Linked DNA regions of Mus musculus: region 1 is linked to region 2. A link is a loop called in an ENCODE intact Hi-C map of the cell type or tissue named here. Cell type or tissue: heart. All regions are shown on one strand. Each heading gives the region's core, and the rest is flanking DNA. Links, peaks and the distances in the headings are about the cores only.

Region 1 (11,102 bases), core at 3,649-8,648, 50 kb after region 2:
GTGCTTGCGTGGAGGCCTCAATAGCTTCGAGAGTCAGTTCTCTTTCCATCATGGAGATCCCAGAAGATCAAATTAATGTCACTGGGCTTACCGGCAAGCACATCTGCCCACTGAGCCATTCATCAGCCCCCTGAGCACTAATGTTCACAAGCTTGGCTGTGTGAGGCACAGAACCACCTCAGTTAACTCTTAGCTGTGTGGGATGAACTTGGGAGACAGCCACGGAGCTGTCATGTGGCCAAGGAACACAGGACAGGGTGGATGTATCCTGGTACACATGTGACATCTCTGTCTTTCTGATTGGTGCAGGCTTACCTCTCACACAAAGAATCCTTTAAGTCTTGTCCTTCTCAAGGACCTAAGGTGCCCATATGTCTTTGAGTTCAGGCTGGGACCCGAGAGCAGGTGGCAGTAGTGAAGGGGTGGAGACAAGAAGCCCCATCAAACTAGTGTCCCAAATTGCCAATTCCCAAACCTGAGAGTCCAGAAAGTCCTGGGCCAGCTTAGCATCTTCCATGGTACAATCCCCAGAGAAATAGGTGGTGACTCCCTGTAGGGGAAGGGACAGTGAGAGAAAAGGTGCACAGAGAGACAAGAGATGGCGTTACTAAGGGCGCAGAGTGACCCTGTGAAGCAGCTGATGGCTTCCTGCCCAGGCTCTGCATGTCCTCCCAGCACCTCCACCCTGCCCTGTCCATTTCTAGGGGGAAAGGTTGTAAAACAGATTTTCTTCTTAGACATTTTCCGTATTTTCTTCTTTGAGGTCGGATCTCACTATGTAGCCCCACTCCGGCCTCAAACTCACACTCCTGAGGGCTGCGATTACAGGTGACTCCAGGTGTGTGCCACCATGCCTAACTCAGTCTTTCTTCCACCCATCCTCTCTAGCTGGCCCACCTCTAAGGCTTGCCACGGCTTCTCCCCACGCAGTCCAAGCAACTCCCAGAGGCAGGAACCCTGGATCCCCCCATCATTCTCTCCTAGACTCCCTTATCCTCCAAGCTCTTCTCACCTTCCCTCTCTATGCACCCACATCCTGCCAGGCCTGACCTGGAAGAACATTCTAGACACATTCCATGCAGTTCTCTGTGGTGCCAAGTGGCTTCAGTTCAAGAGTAGGGAAGAGCCTCCTGCCTCCCATCATCAGCTGCCCTTCCACGCATACCAAGCAACCTCAAGGATGCCTCCACTTTACCAAGTTCTTGGAGGAAGGGGCTCACCTCCTTCCCCAGCCCAAGATGTCGAAGCCTCGGTTCCAGGGAGAACATAAGGTCCCCACAGGTCTGCCAAAGGTCCCTGACTTCTTCTGGCCGCTGCTGGGCAGCCTTACTCCCCAGGATCACACGTCCCAGCTTGTCCTGCAAGGAGAAAGGAGGGCATTGGTCTGCCTACATGTCCTTCAACCTCCCAGAGCCTCCCTCTCCTTGAACCTAAGACCTCACAATGTAGCCCCGGGAACAGCAGCAGCAGCAAGCCCTGAGAAGAGTTGAACCTCAGGCTACCACAGAACTAACTACTCAATCAGACACTGCATTCAACATTACCAGTACAGGCATTAACATCTGAGGAACGACAGTGCATGGACTTTGCCTATTCTAGTGATGACCAGCAGGCGTCTAACCGCTCCCATTTGCACAACCTAAACTTGCTTGGCTCTCAGATCAGAAAGGACTGTGCTTTTCCTTTATGTGTCCATCTGTAGCACCTGGGGATGCCAAGTGACACCACAGTCCCAGTGTCCCAGTGACAGGGCTAGGGGTCGCTCTGCACCTTTGACTCCAACAAGGGTCCCTTCTTTATTCTCTAACCACAGCCCACTGCTGCCTCCCCAACTCACCTTGGGCAGGTTAGGAACAAACTTGGTGTCACCAAAGGACTTGTAGTTGCCCATGTTGGAGTAGACCCCTGCAGCGTAGACCAGGAATGCCTGCGCAGTGGAGACAGCATAGCATCAAACATATGAGACGACTGCTTTTTCCCTTTCAGGAAAAGGTGGATTTTTTTTTTCCAGGGCATACCAGTGTGGGAGAGGCTGAGAAATCACAGGGCAGAACCCTGACTCTAGGAGGCCCCAGTCTGGCCGAATTTGTTGTCACAGATGAATTTTTACCCCCACCCTACTGGGTAGCAAAACTGGTTTCAGCAGCTACCAAACACACCTACCTAGGCTGGTGATAGCAAGAAGCTGCCTCCCACAGCTCCAAGGGTAGGCATGTAAGCTGGCTAGGCCAGTCAGAGAATCACCTTCTCTTGCTATAGGCTGACTGAGAATGGCTTGAGAAAACTGAGAGATGGAGATCACATCTCAAGATAGCATGCAATAACTGAGTCTAACTGCACCTGAAGCCTCCTCTAGCCCTGGTCCTTGCAATTATGTGAGCTAAAAATTCTTTTCTTGTTGTTCTTTTGCTTTGTTTTGTTTTGTTTTGTGAGACACAGTCTCACTGTGTATTACTAGCTATTCTGGAATGTTCTATGTAGACCAGACTGACCTGTAACTCACAGAGATTTGCCTCTGTCTGCCTCCCAAGTGATTCAGTCACAGGCATATGTCACCACACTAGGCTCATAATTCTCTTTAAGCCACTTTGTATTGGGTCTCTGTTACTTACCAACAAAGGCATCCCACTAAAAATAGTTAACACTTGGGTATCACTTCCTACTTACAGGCATTCCCACAGAGATTTGCTCTTTTTAACAGTAGACGAAGGCCCACAGACAGGACGCAATAAGCAAAAATTCCAAAGATATGGAAGAAATAGTAACCTTGGCTCAGAAATAAACAATCTGATCAATTTCACAGAAAACTAGGTCACATTTCCATATATTCCTCATGGGAATGTAATGTGTTGAACCATTTTTAATAAAAAGTTCTCACTATATAGCCCTAACTCGTCTCAAACTATGTAGATCAGGCTGGCCTTGAACTCACAGAGATCCTGCTACCCTTGACTCCAGAGTGTTAAAATTAAAGGTGTGCACCACCACATGTGGCCTTAGAAGATAATTTAACACAATCAGATCATTATAAATGTTCAAAGCCTTCAACCCAGCATTCCTATCTCTACAAATAGTTCCCACTTACACGCTTACACACTTACACGAGAATGAGCATTGTGGCATTGTTTGAAAGAAAAGCTAGAAACCGGGCTGGTGAGATGGCTCAACAGATAAGAGCACCCGACTGTTCTTCTGAAGGTCCTGAGTTCAATTCCCAGCAACCACATGGTGGCTCACAACCATCCCTAACAAGATCTGGCGCCCTCTTCTGGAGTGTCTGAAGACAGCTACAGTGTACTTACATATAATAAATAAATAAATCTTTAAAAAAAAAAAAAAAAAAAAAAAAAAAAAAAAAAGAAAAGCTAGAAACCATCTAAAATATTCAGCATTTAAAAAAAAAAAAAAAGAGGCAAGTGGATTTCTATGAGTTGAAGCCATCCTGGTCTACCGAGCAAATTCCAGAACAGCCATGGAGAGACCCTGTCTTGAAAAACCAAAAACCAAAACAAAATAAAACAAACCAAACAAACCAACCAACCTGAACCACCCAAATACTTATTTGATTACATTGCACACTGCTTTAGAGTGTTTCACGGCCAATAAATGAAGTGGACATTGCCTTTCCCGGTCCTACAGGATATACACCCAATGGAGATTCTCCAGGATACAGGGATCTGCAAAATGGGCAGTATCCAGAACACCGAGAACATGATGTAAGAGGTCAAACAGGGCTGGGGAGAGGCTCAGTGCGTAAGAGCACTTGCTGGGCGAGCGCGGGGACCTGGGTCTGAGCATGCAGCACTCACATCAAGAAGTCAGGCACACGTGACCATGCACACGTGACCTCAGCACTGGGAGGAAGGTGGCTGTGTACACCGCCCATCATGGGAGCTTGAAAGCCAGTCAGCCTTGCCAGAACAAGCTCCAGGTTCACTGTAAGCCCCTGTTTGGGGACTGAAGAAATGGCTTAGTAATGGAGAGCTTGGTAGAGGACCCAAGTTCAGTTCCTAGCACCCATGTCAAATGGGTCCTATGCCTCTTGCCTCTGTGGGCAACACGCACTGACACCACATACACATAAGAAAACAAATCTTTGTAAAAGAGATCCTGCCTCCAGGGCGTATACTTTTCTGCTGGTGTCTATGTTTGACACTTGCACATGTACACCCAAGACTGTCATTTCACGTTTTAAAAAAAAGTGAGTTAAGCCAGTGGTGGTTCACCTTTAATCCCAGCACTTGGGAGACAGAGGCAGGTCGATCTCTGTGGTTAAGGCCAGCCTGGTCTACAGAATGAGTTCCAGGTAGTTTAAATGGGGGCCTGATATACTGTGCACATACAAGTATCAGTATCCAATGCACTCACACAGAATGGAAAAGGACCAGCCACAGTGCCTGCCTCTGAAAAGACTGAACAAGTGTGACCTTTTGTGTTTCGTATGTTTCTGAATTGATGCAATATAATAAGATTCAAGTATGGTATTTGGCTAATACATCCACCAACAAGAACTAAGAGACAAACAGAACATTCTACCCTTGGTATCTACCCAGGCTGCCTTCCTCTGTCCCTCAGTATCAGGTGTACAGTCATGGCAGACTGCTAAGAACTATGGTATCTAGGCTGGCCTCAGACTCACAGCAATCTTTCTGCCTCAGCCTCTCACGTATGGGAATTAAAGATGTGTGCCACCATGCCTGGCTTGTTTCCCTGTATCTTGAAGCAGGCACTACACTAATGGCAGACCATATGCACATTCTACAGAAAACAAGCCTGAAGCTACAGGGCTGTGTGTGTGTGTGTGTGTGTGTGTGTGAGCTAGCACCCTTTAGTCTAATCCTCTACCTAGTTGGAGAGAGAGCCCTATGCCCCTTGTTCCTGGTCCTTCGCACATCTCCAGAAGCCCCTCAGAAGCCAGGCGAGCCTGTGAGAACTGACCTGGTACTCTTCTTCAGTAAGACCCTCAGCCAGGGCATGTTGGCGCAGCTGGTCAGGGTCCTGGGCACGGAAGAGGCGGCTAAGCAGGGCATAGATGTAGGGGGCTTCAGGGGATGTCTGGAGCAGCACTGCCAGGCCCCCATACCAAGCAGCTCTAGACAGGTGATGGGCATAGAGGCGCTCTGTGGGTGACAGCAGGCGGAATGCCTCCCTGCAGTCCAGGCTAGACACACCAATGTCATTGGGCAGGATGTACTGGGTATCTGCCATGAGCCCTGCAAGAACACATCACAGTCATCTCAGAGAGCGCAGCATCTTCGCGGCTGCTCTGAAAGCTCATGAGCTAACTAACTTCTTCCATCCAGAAGTCCAGGAGGGAGTAATCCAGTCGCATCCATTCACCTGAAATGCTGGGATTCAAAGACTCAAATACTTGCGGGCCAGCTTTGGCCTGTGGCCTCTCAGACTTAAAATCTGAATCCAATCACTTCATATTACAGATGAGGACACTAAGGCCCAGGATGCCAAGTGTACGAAGGAAGAACCGGCAGAACACAGCCTCATTACTAGACTCCCAGCCCCAGCCACTCCCTGCCTCATCTCCACCTTCTCAGATGTCCTAGTCTCTGTTCAGAATTTCCCAACACCTCTAGCTCATCACAACTGCTGACAAAGGCTTCATGCTGGATATCCACCCCACCGTCCCAACCCCGCTCCACCAAAAGGTCTAAAACCCAGGGCAGCCGCTTCACCTCCCTGCACTGCTCTTTGCTCCTCTGCAACACTGACTGTGAGTATGACACCAAGCTCAACAGCTGGGTATGAAATCCAGGACAGGGATGTGACCCAGTTGGTAGAGTTTGTCTAACCAACAACCAGGCCCAGGGTCAGATTCCAAGGTCAGTCTGGGGTACATAAAACCTTGTCAAAAAATAAATCAAAAACAGCAATGATATTTTGTCCCAGCTTTTCCCTCCTAGCATCTGCCCCAGTCTCATGTCTTTCTTCAGCCCTTCACTATCCTGTTTTCTTCTGTTGCTCTGTTGGGAAGCCATATAAGGGCACAACCCATTTTCCAGATAGGAACCATATGACATTTGGAAAGCAAGCAACTTATCCAAAGCTTTTCAGCTCAGTTGGGACCCAAGGAATTCCGAACCCACCACATTCTCCACGCTCCGCCCCTGGCTAAGGACACGTTTCCACCCTCTGTACTCCTTATTTGCGCGGCTCCGCCCCATCTACCCCTTCGCTCGGAAAGAGGTGTTAACTCTTTACTGCCTGGAAATTCTCCTTGCCCAAAAGCTGGGAGAGATTTGGAAGAGGCACTGAAGGGTGGACAGAAAGGGGATGATCTTGCATGCACAGCCAGGCCTCGCTCTGATCTCCTGAAGATGACACACCGTGACCCCAAAACCAAGGCGCTGTACCTCACCTGCTGCAGCTGCTCCGTTCGCAAACTCACTTCCTGCTTCCGGCTCCCCGCCCCATTCATTGGGACACAAGCCCCGCCCCTACCGACCCGTAGTCGCCCCAGGGATCAGACGGACAGCAGCTACAGCCAGTAGAAGAACCGAAGACAGTTCCTCCCCTCATCTTCTCCCCGCCCCCAAGCGCTACGGGTGGTGCCTGCCTTGCAAGGACCGCGAGGCCTTGGCCTTTTGTCTGCTGGCCCTCACTGCACAGAGGCGTGGCGTAGGGCGATGTTTGGTGAAAAAGTTTGAGTTTCTCAGTACCCCGCGTGGCTGCTGTCGGGTACCGACAGAGGGGACTGACAAGGTCCCCAAACGTGAGAGTTCCTATACATCGGGAGCCTCCACACATGTAGCTGGGAGCCTGCTCTCTTTGGGGTTTCACCTCCAGTGTCCCTACCCTGGATTTGGCAGTTAGGAACCTCCACTTAGAGAAGACTATAATAATGTGGACCCCCTCCTCCCTGGATTTAGGATTTGGAGATGCTATTTGGAGACTACGAAGCTCTTACAAAGAGTGTATGTAGGCTGTGCGAATAGTAGTCCCATCCACCAGTAGTCCCAGGGGTGCAGAAAAATGCTACAGGTGCTCCACTGGGTCGCCATGGAAGCCATCCTTAAAACATTGGGAACCCCAGTTTCCTCAACGCACTTGAAGTCGAGGCCAGCTAGTAGCTGGCACTTTCTTAGTGTGACCACTTGCCAGCTAGAATAGAAAAGCGGTCTCCAGTGACATTGACTGGAGGGCAGCCCAGGATGCAGACAAGCATGTTGTTTACTCTTGGTAGTCAGGGAGGAGTCTTTCTGGGTGACCCATGGCTCTTGCAAGTACTTGCTGACCAGATGTGGTAAGCACTGCAAAGAGCTGGGGCCTGACTTAGGCTGTCTAGGGTTCAATCAGATGTCTGTCTCCTACCAGCTGTGTGACTTTAGATAGCTCACTTCTCTTACTCTGGAACACTGTCAGCTTTACTTCAGGACTAAGTCTACCCAAGGGATGGGCAGCCATCAAGAGGTAGTGCTGTCCCCTAGAGTTGTGTAGGAGGTAGTGTTTCGGGACTGAAATCCAACACACCTTCCTTACCTTGCCTATTTAGAGGGGCCAGAGCAACCATGTGCTTAAGGCCAGCCTTGTCACCACAGCGCTAGTAGCTCTTGGTTCTGATTGGTGAGTGTCATTATAAGGGGGAATTCTGTAAAAATGTGTCCCGAGGAAAGTCCTCTTCTTTCCTTTTGCCTGTTCTCATTGTTTCTAGACGAGGTATAAAGTTGTCTGACTGAGACCCAGTTGAAATGTAAGTGTAACCAGATAGGAAAATAAGGGCTATCCATAGCCACCAAGGGCAAATTCAGGCAAGTGAAGGATCCCAGGGCCCAAGACCCCCAACCAAGCTGCATGGTGTCGTGTTATAACCGCAGTCAACAGGAGTGCATGTTAAATGAAGTCCTTTACCAGCGGCTTGCCATATAGAATTTCATTTAATTCTTGCAAAAACCCTGAGATAACATATCACTGTTGTACCAATTGCACAGGTGAGAGGACCTTTGATTTTATAAGACCTTCCACTATACAGTTTCCACTCCTGCAGCAACACACACACAACACACATTTTCTCTCTCTCTCTCTCTCCTTCTCTTTCTCCTCTCTCTTTTTCACACACACATTCTCTCTCTCCTTCTTTCTCTCACTCACACATATTCTCTCTTCCCCCCACCTCTCTCTCACACGCACACACACACACACCCCACATTCTGTTTTAATGGGTCATGGCTTTTCTGTACGTTTGCATCCATCTGGTAATGAAAATACTTTTTGTTTTTGTTTGTTTGAGACAGGGTCTTGCCATGTAGCCCAGGCTAGCATTGAACACAGCCCTCCTTCCTTAAAGCCTACCAAAACGCTGGAATTACCAGCACATGCCACCATGCTTGGCTTTAGAGATTGTCATTCCATTGAACAATCCTGGAATCTGAAGCTCCGAGCTCTGGCTTCTACCACCAGCCTGAGTTCTTCCTAGAGCCCAGTCAAGTACGTTTTGTTGGTTCTTTCTCCCAGAGTCTGAGATTCAACACCAGAAATGAGATCGGAATGTGTTCCCGTGCCTGGACCCCAACATGATTGTTAGCAAGAACTGGGTAGAGTTCCATTTCCAGTGTTTCGTGGAAGGGTTGAAATATCCCCAACAGTTCTGCCATGCTTCGCACTGTAGCCATATGACACTTTGACTACCCTTTGGTGGCTCCCTATCAACAGCCCATCTGGTCTTTATGGCCTCAACCAGCAGCTGTGTGGCTTTAGGTACACTCCTGTGGAATCTTCGTCTCCCTGAGGCTCTGGCTTCTGTCTTGCTCTAAGGACATCAGTCCTACACTCAGAGCCACTTCCTTTTTTTCCCCTCTCTATTTTGTCTACCAGTTTTCCTGGTTTAGTTTTCCTTGTATGGTCAGGGGAAAACCCCATCTTAGCCCTTGGCTCAAAGGAAGCCCTGGCTCACACAGGAGGCACAGGGAGGGACTCATCACTAACTTCACTCTCATAGTCACCAAGGCCCACCAGGTCCCAGCCTAACCCTGGTCCCTTCTCCTTTTTTCTGCTGACCTGCATGTTGGCTGTGAAGCCTTCTCCCTGCCGTCTTATGTTAGTTCCCTCACCCAGGCTGCCCTCCATACTCCATCCTATCTCTACAGTGTCTGCCATTCATTCGCACAGCAACCCCAGCAGGTACAGATGGCCAGCAGGATGTTGTAATCCTAGTCTGGCAATAGTCCCCTAGGTCCCTCCTCTGACCGGAAGCCCTTGCTCATCGCCGGGGCTCTTATGACCCTAGGCACTGGTTGAGTGGATAGCTATCTCTCTGTTTCTCAGCTTTCCCAGGAAACAGACCCTAACCTGCCTTGCCTCGGTCTTGCCCAGCCTTAGTATGATCTGAGAGGGGCGGTTGTGGCTTTCAATAACAGCTTCCAGCTAGGTTATAATTCTCGCTCTAAGAACCCAAGTAGGGCCAATCTCCTTTCCCAGATCACTGGATTAAATAACAACATCTTGGGGAAGCAGAGCCCTGGTGCCGTGGATGCAGCTGTGGTTCCTGTTAGGCTGGGTGGGGCACGCAGTGAACATTCAGCAGTGGTAGCCCTTGTTTCAGAGACGGTGCTGGGGAGCAATGAGCTGCCCATAAATGAGGGTCTGAATTCACCATTATGCATAGCCACACCCCGTGCTCCCCTTAATCTGTTTCTCCACCCCTGCTTCTTTACCCTGAACCTACGCGAAGAGGGTACAGACCCCTTACCTTGTGGGCCTGTAAGATTCCAAGCCACCATGGAGGCTGAGCTCCTGTTTTACCCACCTCCATGAAGCCTCTTACTTTCCCAAACCCAGCAAGGGCTGCTCCCAAGCCCTAGAATTCCCCGATCCAAACAAACATGAAGCTGTCCACCCTCCACTAGGTAGAGAGCCTGACTGTCCATGTGTCCCCCACTTGTCACTATCCTGCCTGTACTGGAAGTCAGCAAAAGCTGATCTCAGCCTGCCTGCCTGCCCACTTGTTACTTACTCACTAGGGGCTGGAGGTATTGCATGCATTCGGGACACGTGGATCTTTAAGGGCAGCTGAGCAGCAAGGTTTATAGAGTAACCCACGGCAGCAGCAGCAGGAGGGAGGAATAGCTGTTCCTGCATTGGCAGGTTCAGGGCACAACCAGTCTAAGCTGGAGGTCGGGGGCCATGGCCCCTTCATTCCCCCAGGGGCACAGTGTATGCGGCATGATGTAGGGTACTCCAGGGAGGGCAGAGGCATGGGGTGCCCTCCATCAGCCTGGGGCAGAGCTGGTGCTAAAGTCCCTATCAGTATGCCTGGGATCGAGATCTCAGTGACCCTCTGAGAGGCGAGAGCCGAGGGGAGGGCCACAGCCCATCCAATGCTTCCAACTGGCGTGGTTATTGCCAGCAGGCAGAGTCCCACATGCAGAGCTCCCTCTGAACAGCAGGAGATGGGGGACCTGGGTGGGCAGGCGAGCATGGCAGCAAGGGTCCCGGAGAGCCTAGTCCAGTGGCCCCTGGAAAATGAGGCGGACACAGCCAAGCTCACCGGTGAGCCAAGCTCCACAGAAGGGGCAGGCAGCGTGGAAAGCATGGGTGCCGTGCGGCAGCGGTGTCTGAGCCCAGTAGCGGGCAGTCTTCTCAGAACAGACGTGGCCACAGGGTGCAAAAGCGTGGCTGGGTGGCCCAGGGTCCAGGCAGAGACCGGCCTCCTGACCGAGCCACAGGGGCACATAGGGTCCCACAAGGCGGCAGAGAGGACACTCTCGCTCCTGGGGGCCTTGTTCCCTCCGGCAGCCCCAGCCGTGATAGCCATGGACATGACCACAACGGACGTAGACCCAGGGTTGCTGTTTGTCGGGTGCTGTGCGGCCACGGGCTGGGCTGGGGAAGGCCAAGGTGCTAAGGCCCACGGGGCACTGGGGCCGTGCTGCGTTGGCCTCCTGTCGCTGGGCCTCTAGTTGTTTCAGTGTGGGTGCCCTCAGCAACCCAGCCGGAGTGCGCCACAACAGTGTGGCCCCACACAGGTCGATGAGCGAACCGTCTTGCAGGACGTTGGATTCGTTTTCCACCTGCCGGAGGCAGCAGAAGGCCTTAGCCCAAGAGCTCTCTGGCCCTGCCAACGGGCAGCCTCACCCCAGAGAAGCCACCTA
Region 2 (10,430 bases), core at 1-5,000:
CCAATTTTTTTTAATACTGTCAACCACAGTGGACTCTGGTATCAGGGGAGAACAGAATGTTCCGAAGCTGGGAACCATAGATATTGGAGTCACTGGTAAGTGAAGATGAATGCAGGAGCAGGGATGGATGGGGCAGGGTGGTACCTGCTGTACCACAGGATGTTACAGCTTTGAGATAAACAAAGCGGACCGAGGGAAGAAAACGCACATGTCCACCCACACACAGGGCATGCTAACTGGTTTTCAGAGCATCTGCCCCGTTCTGTTGATGGATTAATGGTGGACTTGGGTTGGTGGTGGAGATCGTTGATGGACATGGGTGGCTAGAAATTGGAATGAAAGGATGGTTCTGATACTTTAGATGACAAAGGCAAGAAAGAGACTGCCAGCTGTTGTGGTGGGAACACACAGACTGTGATCTGGGAGGGGGAGGGAGAGGGGGAGGGCTGTTGAGGAGCAAAGGGCAGCTGGAGCCAGGGGCAGGGATGACATCACCCGGGGATTGCAGGAACTCAGGGACCACAGCCATGCTTGGAGACAGGTGCAGGGGGAGGGGGAGGGGGCTGGGGGGGAGGGTGGATCATCCCAGGCCTCATTCCATTCAGCTCAGGCTTCTCACCCCCCCCCCCCCCCCCCGCAGTCAGCTCCTGTCATCTAACACAGCGGAAACGATCTGCTTGTAAATTCTGGGGTTCTCAGGTCTGCAATGCCCTCTACTTTCCTAAAAGCACGCACAATTGGCAAAAGGCAGGTTCCATGGCTTCATGGTGCTCACCCTAAGCCTGGCCTTCAGAACCCCAAAAATTCCTCAGTTCGGATGGAATCATTTTCTCTTCAGGGAACCCAGGTGTCCTGCTCCCTCCTCTTGGTAGCCAGGGGTGAAATGATCCAGGGAAGGAGGGGGCAGTGCCCTGCAAGGCTGAGCCTGGGCAATGGCTGCCCTCATGGCCCTCTTGAGCTCCCACAAAGGCGCTGCCTCAGCACAAGTGTCCATGTGGGAGCCTGGGTTAGGTTACTGGTAAGGGGAGCCGGGGCTCCCCTCCTCCTGACCTTCTGGCCTTTTCAGCAGACTCAGGGCTTCTAGACAGGGAGGGGAATCTTGGGAAAGAGTGGGGTGAGGCAAGGAACAAAGACCCTCAGATGGGGGCATTCTTTTCTTCCTCAGTACACAACAGGCTGCCTGCCTATCTGTGCCCTTTTCTGGGCCTCAATTTCCTCCATTGTCAAGCCAGTAGAGGGATCCACCCATAGCAGAAGACAGAGTAGAGGATGGGAAAGAATATGAGACAGCTGTTCTCTCCTACACCCCAAATCCACTGGTTGTGTGTCTGGCATGTTCTCCTCAGGATGGGGTCTAGGGATACTTAACTGGAGACTAAAGGAACATAACTTTCTGAGAACCCCTCACCTCCCATCCAAGAATGAGTTGGGTCTCTTGGACCTTGTCCAAAATCCACTTTCACCAACACAAGAGGGGCAGTGGGCTTAAAGTTATTGGGGAGTCACTGAGGGACTCCACGGTGTCCTTGATATCCTAAATCCCTATGAGAACTCTTCTGATCTTTGAGGACAGCATATAGCTGGTGGGCAGAGCCTGGTTTGGGGAGCTGCACTCTAGATTACAGCCAGGCTCTGACCTTGAACTGCCCAGATGCCCGAGAAGAACTGCCTGGCCTCCCAGCCTCAGTTTTTGCCTTTGGGAAATGGGTGAGCACTCACTTTCCGCTGCTGTTTCTCCCAGGCCGGGTCCAACAGCAAGTCGCGGTCCCAGTCCTCCTCCTGTTCCATGTACTCGCCGCCCCCACCGCCAGAGAAGGGCCCCTCCCCGGCCCCCAGACCCTCGGGCTGCATAACCATCATCATCTTGCTCAGGCTCTTGGCTCCGCTCTGCTTCACTGGGCGAGCTCCTGCACACTCAGGCCGGGTTAAGTAGGGCCCGGTCCAGCCCCCAGATCGGGTTCGTACTAAATATGGGGTACGTGGGTGGGGCCAGATAGGGGGCGAGGGAGGTTGGGAACTGGACCAGAGAAGAGATTGTGCTGGAGTCAAAGATTGCGGAATCGCGGGGGATGCTGGGATGACTACTGGCCTAGATAGTGGGTTCGCATTTTAGCTCTGTGGTTAACTTGCTGTGTGATCTTGGGACAGCCATGGACTTTGTTTCCTCATCTATTAAGTGGATTCCAAGTGGTGGCTGTAGGCATCCTAAAGGCTGCCCCTTGGACCTGAGTCTGTCCCTCCTAAGCATTGCGCTCGAGAAACAGACCCCTATTTCTATTTCACAGTCTGTAACAGCAAGTCAACAAGTTGTTTGGGGAGTTTTCTAGGGTGATGGAGACACCCGAGCATGGGGAAAGGCTCAGGGCCAGATGATAGGGCCAGCCAGGTCTATTAATACCGGGGCGGCTGTAGAGGAGTGTAGGGAGAATGTGCTGAGCCGGGAAACCCCGACGCCCCGGGGGCTGCAACTCAATCCTCATGGAGTGGCAGCAAGCCACACCAGGGGCGGCTACTGCAGTACGCTGGGCGGACTGCTTCTTTTTGACACCTGGGCAGCATCACCAATCAGATTTTCGAACATCTGGTCAGTTAGCCAATCACTTCTCCGTATCTGTGGCCCCTCCCTATAAGTCTGGCGCGCGCAACGCACCCCCTGCGGAGCTCCTATTGGTTGCAGGAGACGTCAGTTCGCTGCTAGGCCCTCCCCAATGCGGAAGCAGTGGGATCCCAGCGATCGGAAAGCCGGTGGGTCCGACCATGGGGGAGTCCTGGGCAGCTCGGGGCGCAGAAGGAGCGCCCGCGCGGATGCCACTGGTACTCACCGCGCTGTGGGCCGCCGTCGTGGTCCTGGAGCTGGCCTACGTGATGGTGCTGGGGCCTGGGCCACCCCCGCTGGGACCACTGGCCCGGGCCTTGCAACTGGCGCTAGCTGCTTATCAGCTGCTCAATCTGCTGGGCAACGTGGTGCTCTTCCTCCGCTCGGATCCCAGCATTCGGGGGGTGATGCTGGCTGGCCGCGGCCTGGGACAGGGCTGGGCGTGAGTGTTGGGCTCCGGGAGTCGGCGGGCAGAAGCAGGGGGTCTGGTGGTCGCTGGTACCAAGAAAGGACCCAGAACTTGAGGTGTCAGTAACCAGATGACGTTAGCATCCGGGTTGTTAGAGCCATAGAACTCCTTTAGAGCCTGGCACCCGCTACTTATTCATTCAGATATTGAGCAGCCACTGTTCCTAGGACTCAAGTGAAAACAGATGCCCGACCTCCTGGAGTTGATTTCAGTGGCGGAAGGTGCAGATAATAAAGATAATAATAAGCCAATAAAAAAAAAGCAAATTGCGTAAACTAGATGCTCAAGAATGATACAGAAACAAAAAACAGAGCAGGGTAAAAGAGGCGAGAAGTTATCTTTATTATTTGTGTCTGTATGTGTGATGTGTGTCCGGTCCCAGGCGCGCATGCCGGGGTACACAGGTGGAGGTCGGAGGACAATTTTCGGGAGTTTGTTCTCTCCTACCACGTGGGTTCAGAAGAGTGAACAGGCCATCAAGTCTGCGAAGCAAATGCCTTTAACCACTGAGCCATCTCTCCAGCATAAAGTTTCAATTTTAAATAGATGGTCAATTTTCAGTACAAGACTTTTAGGTGATTAGCTTTAGGTTAATTAGCTTGATTAATTAATTTACATTTTACTAAAAAGCCATAGCATCCACAAATATATTAAGACTAACTTGTCCACTTGCAACTAAAAACTAAAAATAAATAGGTGGACATCACTCAGGCATTTGCGGTGGAGTCAGCCACTTGGGAAATTTTGAACTGGTTTCTGGGAGAGGGAAGCAGACCAAGAAAAGGCAGAAGCCACAGTATGCCCAGAATATTCCAGAACCACAAGGTCAGCGACTGGAGTGGAGAGGGAGAAAGATGTTAGTGGTGGAAGTACTGCCAGGCCTTTGCAAACTTTGCTTTTCAGAAGGTGTGTCACAGGCAGTAACCACTAGCTGGAGATGCCTGGTGAAGACAGGGACTGTTCCTGCTTTCCCAAGATGGTCTCTGAGGCTGCGGTTGGGCATGGTCTGGGACACTGAGAGCTACTGAGGCACTGACCTGTGTCCTTGCTCCCACCCCCTGCAGTTACTGTTACCAGTGCCAAAGCCAGGTGCCACCTCGTAGTGGTCACTGCTCTGCCTGCCGTGTGTGCATCCTACGTCGTGACCATCACTGTCGCCTATTGGGCTGCTGTGTGGGCTTCCATAATTACCGGCCCTTCCTGTGTCTCCTGCTTCACTCTGCTGGTGTCCTGCTCCACATCTCAGTGCTGCTAGGCCCCGCCCTGTCAGCCTTGCTGCAGGCCCACTCAGCCCTCTACACAGTGGCTCTCCTGCTGTTGCCCTGGCTCATGCTACTCACAGGTGGGGAGCTTTCTGAACCTTTTGGGAGCCAGAGACCCTTGCACTGGACTGGGGAGCAGGGCCCTTTCCATGGGAGGTGTGGTGTCTAGCTGGTTCTCTTGGCCAATGTTTTGGGGACCCAGTCCCAGGGTCATTTAAGGAAAGAGGGAAGCCTGCCACTTAGTTGAGTGTTAAGTACTGTACTTTACCCGGTGCTCCAAGACAAGAGCAGAGTTCTGGCTCCCAGAGTCAAGAAGGACCCCAGGGCTTGCTACAGAAGAGGGAAGGCTGATTTGAGAGCCCATGGGTTGTTGGGGTGCTAGAAGGTTATTAGGGGAGGTGGACCTAATGGTCCAAATATCCCCACTCTAAACACAGAGAATGAGTGCCGTTACATGTACACAAACCCTGAAAGGAACCAACGCAGTTTCACAGGCACCATGAGAATGAGGGCTAGAATGATGGTCAGGACTGGGTGGTAGAAGGCATGAATGCTGGGGAGAGATACCGGTCTGATTTGATGGGGCGAGGGGAGCCAGTGAAAGTTACAGGCAGGGAAGTCCTTTCCTTTGGAAATTGGGAGGAGACTTGGTTGTGTTACTGGCTGGCTTCTGATGGTGTGAGTACTCCTCTTTCCTCTGACACCTCCGTAAAAGTCCCATGGATTTGTGTATTCTTTGTCCCTTCTGGCCAGAACACTTTGGACGTGTTTCCTGAATCCTTCTCCCGACCTTTCCACTGTTCCTGTTAACCTTGTTCTGCAATCTCCCTGGCCATTCTGAGAAATCACCATGCCTCCTTATCCTATTGAATCCCACCTCTGTCCCAAATGCTGCCCCCACCTCCACCCCCACCCCCACCGCACACACACGTGCACAAGCGCTCTTCTTGGTGGGTCTGTGTTTTCTGAGGCTGGGTGCTTTCCTGCAGTTATCATAGCTTATCCCACTGTCCCCAGACACTGACTTGGGCTCCCAGCCTCTCAACCCCAGAATCTGTTGCACCAAAAGCACCAACTGCCAGCGGCCTTACCCATGTCCAGAAGGCTTGCTTGGATTTTCCTCTCTTCCTTTCTTCTCTCTCTCCTTCCTGCCTGCCTGCCTGCCTGTCGCCTGCCTTCCTATACAGTCTTGCTGTGTAGTCCAGGCTAGCCTTGAACTCATAATCCGCTTCATAACTCTCCAGATATTGGGCTTACAGGCATGTGCTCACTTCTGGCTTCCATTTCTTGGCCTGTGTTTCATTTCCCCAGCTCTTACATCCACACCTACTTCTTGTCAGCACTCAGAACGGGTCAGGTCACTCTTTACCTTGCCTGTCTGTCTTTACTGCTCTGGTTTAACTAGCACAGGGCCCTTCATGTCCACTTTCTCCTGCCAACATCTCAGCATCCTAGCTCAGCCTCCCTACCTGGCTGCTGAGGGCTGTCAGATATGCACGATGCCATGTTCACACCCTGGTTCACCTTATTCTCCGTATGAAACCCAGGTTGACAGGGGCATTGAGTATTTGTAGGTAATCTGTGTTATTACGGAGCTAGGAGCTAAAGATGAGCCTGAGCTATTTTTGTCTCAAAAACAAAACAACAGCAATGTTCCTGTGTTCAGCTCTCCCCCAGGGGTGGTGGTGGTGGGGGGCTTTGGAAAGCTGGTGTCCCCCTTGCTGGAGGCCTCTGCTTAGTTTGTCTACTCCTGTTCGTGTGCCCAGCTCTCTTCATTGGTGTTCTTGGGGGTTCCCCTACACCTCCTTAATTTGCCTTCTCCTTTCAAAGGATGTGTGCAGGCTCACAGCTGCTTTCTTGCTCATCCTCCTGGTCTCCGCTCTGCCCTTCCTCCTGGGGTGGCACAAGCCAGGCTGTCTAGATAAACCCAGCTCTCTCCTTGCTTTAGGGACTGTCTAGATAAACCCAGCTCTCTCCTTGCTTTAGGGGCATCTCGGGCTCAGATGCTTCCAGTGCCACATTCTTAACTGGTTTGCCCTTGGCATCATCTACATGGTTTTGATATTTCCATCTCTCGTTTCTGTTTTGGGCTTCCTTTCATCTGGTCTCCACAGGCTTGGTAACTTGTACTTGAGTGTAGGGCACCTCTTCCCTCACTCTGGCACTTCCTGCTGTTTTTGGAGCCCCTCCCTTCAGGGTCCAGTGCATACAGACCTGGAACAATCTGCCAGACCCTTGACACTGACTCCTAGGAGAGTCCCTGGACGGGATGTTCTCTCTCTCTTATCAAAATAGTGCGGTCTATTTTCTCTACCCTTATTAGTATTTTTTGCACAGCACTTCTGCCATGATCTGGGGATGTGTGCATGCGTATGAATGTATGTACTTGTGAAGGTCAGAAGACAATCTTGGGCACCTTCTGATTAAGGCAGTATCTCATTGGTCAGGCCAGCTAGCCAGCAGGCTCCAGAGATACACCGGTGTCCTCCTCCCATCCAGTCATCGATGGATTCACAGGCCTATGTCACCACATCCAGATTTTTATGTGGGTCTTGTGGATCAGAGCCTCGAGCTTGCAAGGCAAGCAGTTTACTGCATGCGTCATTTCGTCAGATCAACAACTCTTATTGATAACAAAACACATCATTTTAGCCAGTTGGAAGTGTACAACTCAGCAGGTTTTAGTATATTTCAAAATATACTAGATGTCTGTATTTAGTACAGACATCACCACTATCTAATTTCAGAACATTCTCACTCCAAAGAGAAATGCTGTGTCCAGTGAGAGCCTCTGTCATGGCTCCCTAGATTCCCTCAGCCCCAACCATCATTAGTGTGCTTTCTGTGCATGCGTTTGCCCATTCAAGACAGCTCACAGCAAGCATATCCCACAACCCACGGCCCTCCATGCCTCGAGTCTTTCCCTTAACACAGTGTTTCATGGCCTCTGGAAGTCAATGAATTATTGAGCAGGAACTAGCTGCCTGCTAAGGTCAGGATGGTAAATGGTGTACTTTCCCATGTAACCCGGACCCCAGGTGTGACTAAGTAACTGAGTTTACAGGATGGAGGCTTTGGTGGGAGGAGAGCAGGATTGGGGTTTGGGAAGGCCAGCCAACTGCTATTCCCTGAGCCCCTTTCTGTTTTCTCCCCACAGGCAAAGTGTCTCTGGCCCAGTTTGCCCTGGCCTTTGTGGTGGACACGTGTGTGGCAGGTGCACTGTTGTGTGGTGCTGGGCTGCTTTTCCATGGGATGCTGCTGCTTCGGGGACAGACCACCTGGGAGTGGGCTCGGGGTCACCACTGCTATGACCTGGGCACCTGCCACAACCTGCAGGCAGCCCTGGGGCCTCGCTGGGCCCTAGTCTGGTTCTGGCCTTTTCTAGCCTCTCCTTTGCCTGGAGATGGGATCTCTTTCCAGACTCCAGGTGATGTGGGTCTTGTGACTTCCTGAGTCCAGGTAGAGCCAGAACTGAACAGGGCAGAGGATCGAACTGAGAACTTTTTAGCTTCATGCCAGCCGCAGGAGGAAGGCCCGATTGCCCCTTCATGTGTGTAGTGGGCAGCTTTAGCTCCTTCTTTGAACCTGCCCAATGTGGGCTCTTCTATCTCTGTAGTTGGCCCTTTTGGCAGAGGATGGTCTAGCAAGGGGGCTACTTGGCCTGACCGACTGCCCCTCTGCAGGGTAGTAAAGTGCCAACCTGGTTCTTGGCCTCCTCCATCTTTGCTGGGTTCCTATACCTCACTTTGTTGTTTTGGTTGCTGTTTCCCAGGTCCCATGTCAGGCCTGGAGACTACAGAAGGCCTGAGATCCCAATGGGCCAGGGCTCTGCCACCTCTGGCCCTGGAAGGGTGTGGTGGGATCCAGGCAAGGAGAGTCCAGACGTGCTCTAGAGATTAGCACTAGAAACATGTCTACAGCAGGGGGTGAGGGAGCTCTAGCAGCTCACCCGTATGCGGGACCACAGTTAGAATCTTTGTTCTGTAAGAAATAGAAAAGCCCTGCTAGGCCATGTGACAAGATTGCTGGTAGAAATGTAGACCTTACTGGCCTCAAACTCAAGGAAGTCCACTGGCTTCTCCTTTCTGAGTGCTAGGATGAAAGACATTTGCCACCATGACTGGCCTAAGAGATTAGATTTGAACCCTTCCAGCTAGATTGTTTTATTAAATAAATTCATTATGAAATTCTATTTATTATTGTAAAGAGAATTAAAAAGGACCCAATCTTAGGCCTGGACAGAGAGACCAGACCACAGGAGTCTCAGGCTGTGTCCCTTGGGGGCTCTGCTGTGGCTGTAGATGGCCTTGCACACCCTTCACAGAGAGGCCTGGTCTTTGGTCTTTGGTCTTTGAATCTGCTTTACTTTTGCACAGCTGAAGTGAAAAAGGAACATCAGGGCCAAAATAACTAGCTTCCAAGCACTCCAGAGTTCATGAAGGGTAATTTTAACATTTGTTTGTGTGTGTGTGTGTGTGTGTGTGTGAGAGAGAGAGAGAGAGAGCGAGAGAGAGAGCATGGTGTATGCATGGACATGTAATGTGTGGGTACCATTGGCAACAAGATATTGTTTCTGAGATGTGTCCAAATTACTGCATGTAGTGATATGGTCCTCTTTTTCTCTTCCACATGGAGATCTGAATATACCTTAACCAAATCTTTTTTATTTTCTTCCACTGGTCATTTTCCTACCTCACCCCGACCCCATGTACACTCCCCCCACGTAGTGGGAATCACGCCCTAGGAGCCCTTGCTCTTCCATACCAGTCTGAGAATCAGCTCCTCAGATCTCACCAATGAAAGCCCACCTTGAAATAAGCGGGATCCAGTAGACCGTGTTAGCTTGTAGAAAGTAAGCGTCTGTGAAGTCAACCTTTCAGATCACGAACATGGTTTATCTCCTCAATGAATAGTTTTACTTTTGAGACAGGGTCTCACTTTGTAGCTGTGGTTAGCCTAGAAATTACTATTTAGACCAGATTGGCCTCAAACTCTGCCTCCTAAGCAATGAGATTAAATATGTGCACCACCATGCCAGCCTTCAATATTTTCAATAAAGCTTTTTTTTTCTGACAAAGATCATGTCTTTTTGTTTGTTTGTTTGTTTGTTTGTTTGTTTTTTGTTGTTTTTTTTTTCCAAGACAGTGTTTCTCTGTGTAGCCCTGGCTGCCCTGGAACTCACTCTGTAGACCAGGCTGGCCTCGAACTCAGAAATCCGCCTGCCTCTGCCTCCCGAGTGCTGGGATTAAAGGGGTGCGCTGCCACGCCCGGCTTGTTCATGTCTTTTGAGTAGATTTATTTTTATATTTTAATGTTACTATAAAGGATTTAGGCAGAGATTGTTGAGCACACATAAAGAGCACTAAATTTTTCTAAAGATTAATTTTCCTTTTGTGTTGGTGGGAGAGGCATACCTGTACCATAGCACATGTGTGGAGGTCAGAGGGTAACTTGTTTTTTCCCACGTGGAGGGACCTGGAATTGAACTGAGGTCAGCAGGTTTGACAGTGGGTATCTTTACTTGCTGGGCTGTCTCAATGGCCCCTCATTGTAGCTTCTTCTGCTTGCTGTATTTGTAATCATAACATCTTTGTTCTTCCTCTAAAAAACTATTTTGGTGGAGACAGCAGGTCCAACTGATCTGGAGCTATGTAACTCAAGATGGCTTTGAACTTTCGTTGACATTCCTGCATCAACGTTCTGAATTCTGGGTTTAGAGGTGTGAGCCACCACATCTGGCTTCCTTTTCCATTAAACTATTTTTACAGGGGCTGGAGAGCTGGCTCAGTGGTTGAGCACCGACTGCTCTTCCATAGGATGAGGGTCAATTCCCAGCATCCACATGGTAACTCACAACTGTCTGTAGCTCCCAAGATCTGACACCCTCACACAGACCAAGGCAAGACACCAGCGCACGTAATAAAAATAAATAATTAAAAATTATTTTTATGGTTCTTGCGTCTCTGCAATGGGTGAGATCACTGTGCAATATAGAATGCACCTTCACTTTTTTTACTTTCTATTTTAAACTTTTTATTTTATGCCTATGAGTACCTACATGAATGTATGTGAATCACGTGGGTGCCTAGTACCAAAAGAGGTG

The links. Hi-C counts contacts between places; a loop is a spot of excess contacts. Peaks named below come from ENCODE experiments on the same cell type or tissue, not always from the same donor. Only the 100,000 strongest peaks of a DNase experiment are listed, where the experiment ranks them.
Region 1: a loop joins it to region 2, with 2.0 times the contacts of the local background. A loop is called at or near these places in 2 of 42 quality-filtered maps.

What each region holds. Positions count from the first base shown.
Region 1 is chr19:4,921,847-4,932,948 of GRCm38, forward strand. Dpp3 (dipeptidylpeptidase 3) reads right to left here and starts at 6,441. Exons shown (of 18, transcript NM_133803.2): 1 at 6,374-6,441; 2 at 4,939-5,213; 3 at 1,838-1,927; 4 at 1,221-1,358; 5 at 476-550. The coding sequence starts at 5,208. Peli3 (pellino 3) reads right to left here. Exons shown (of 7, transcript NM_172835.3): 7 at 10,009-11,021. The coding sequence ends at 10,452. In heart, for the core only: no CTCF peak of the experiment used is centred there; DNase peaks (open chromatin) are centred at 6,505 and 7,074; H3K4me3 peaks cover 1,916 bases; H3K27ac peaks cover 2,221 bases.
Region 2 is chr19:4,875,992-4,886,421 of GRCm38, forward strand. It overlaps Actn3 (actinin alpha 3), which reads right to left and starts at 1,918. Exons shown (of 21, transcript NM_013456.2): 1 at 1,720-1,918. The coding sequence starts at 1,863. Zdhhc24 (zinc finger, DHHC domain containing 24) reads left to right here and starts at 2,677. Exons shown (of 3, transcript NM_027476.3): 1 at 2,677-3,038; 2 at 4,130-4,407; 3 at 7,485-9,406. The coding sequence starts at 2,758. The coding sequence ends at 7,780. In heart, for the core only: no CTCF peak of the experiment used is centred there; DNase peaks (open chromatin) are centred at 1,950 and 2,650; H3K4me3 peaks cover 2,142 bases; H3K27ac peaks cover 1,688 bases; H3K27me3 peaks cover 827 bases.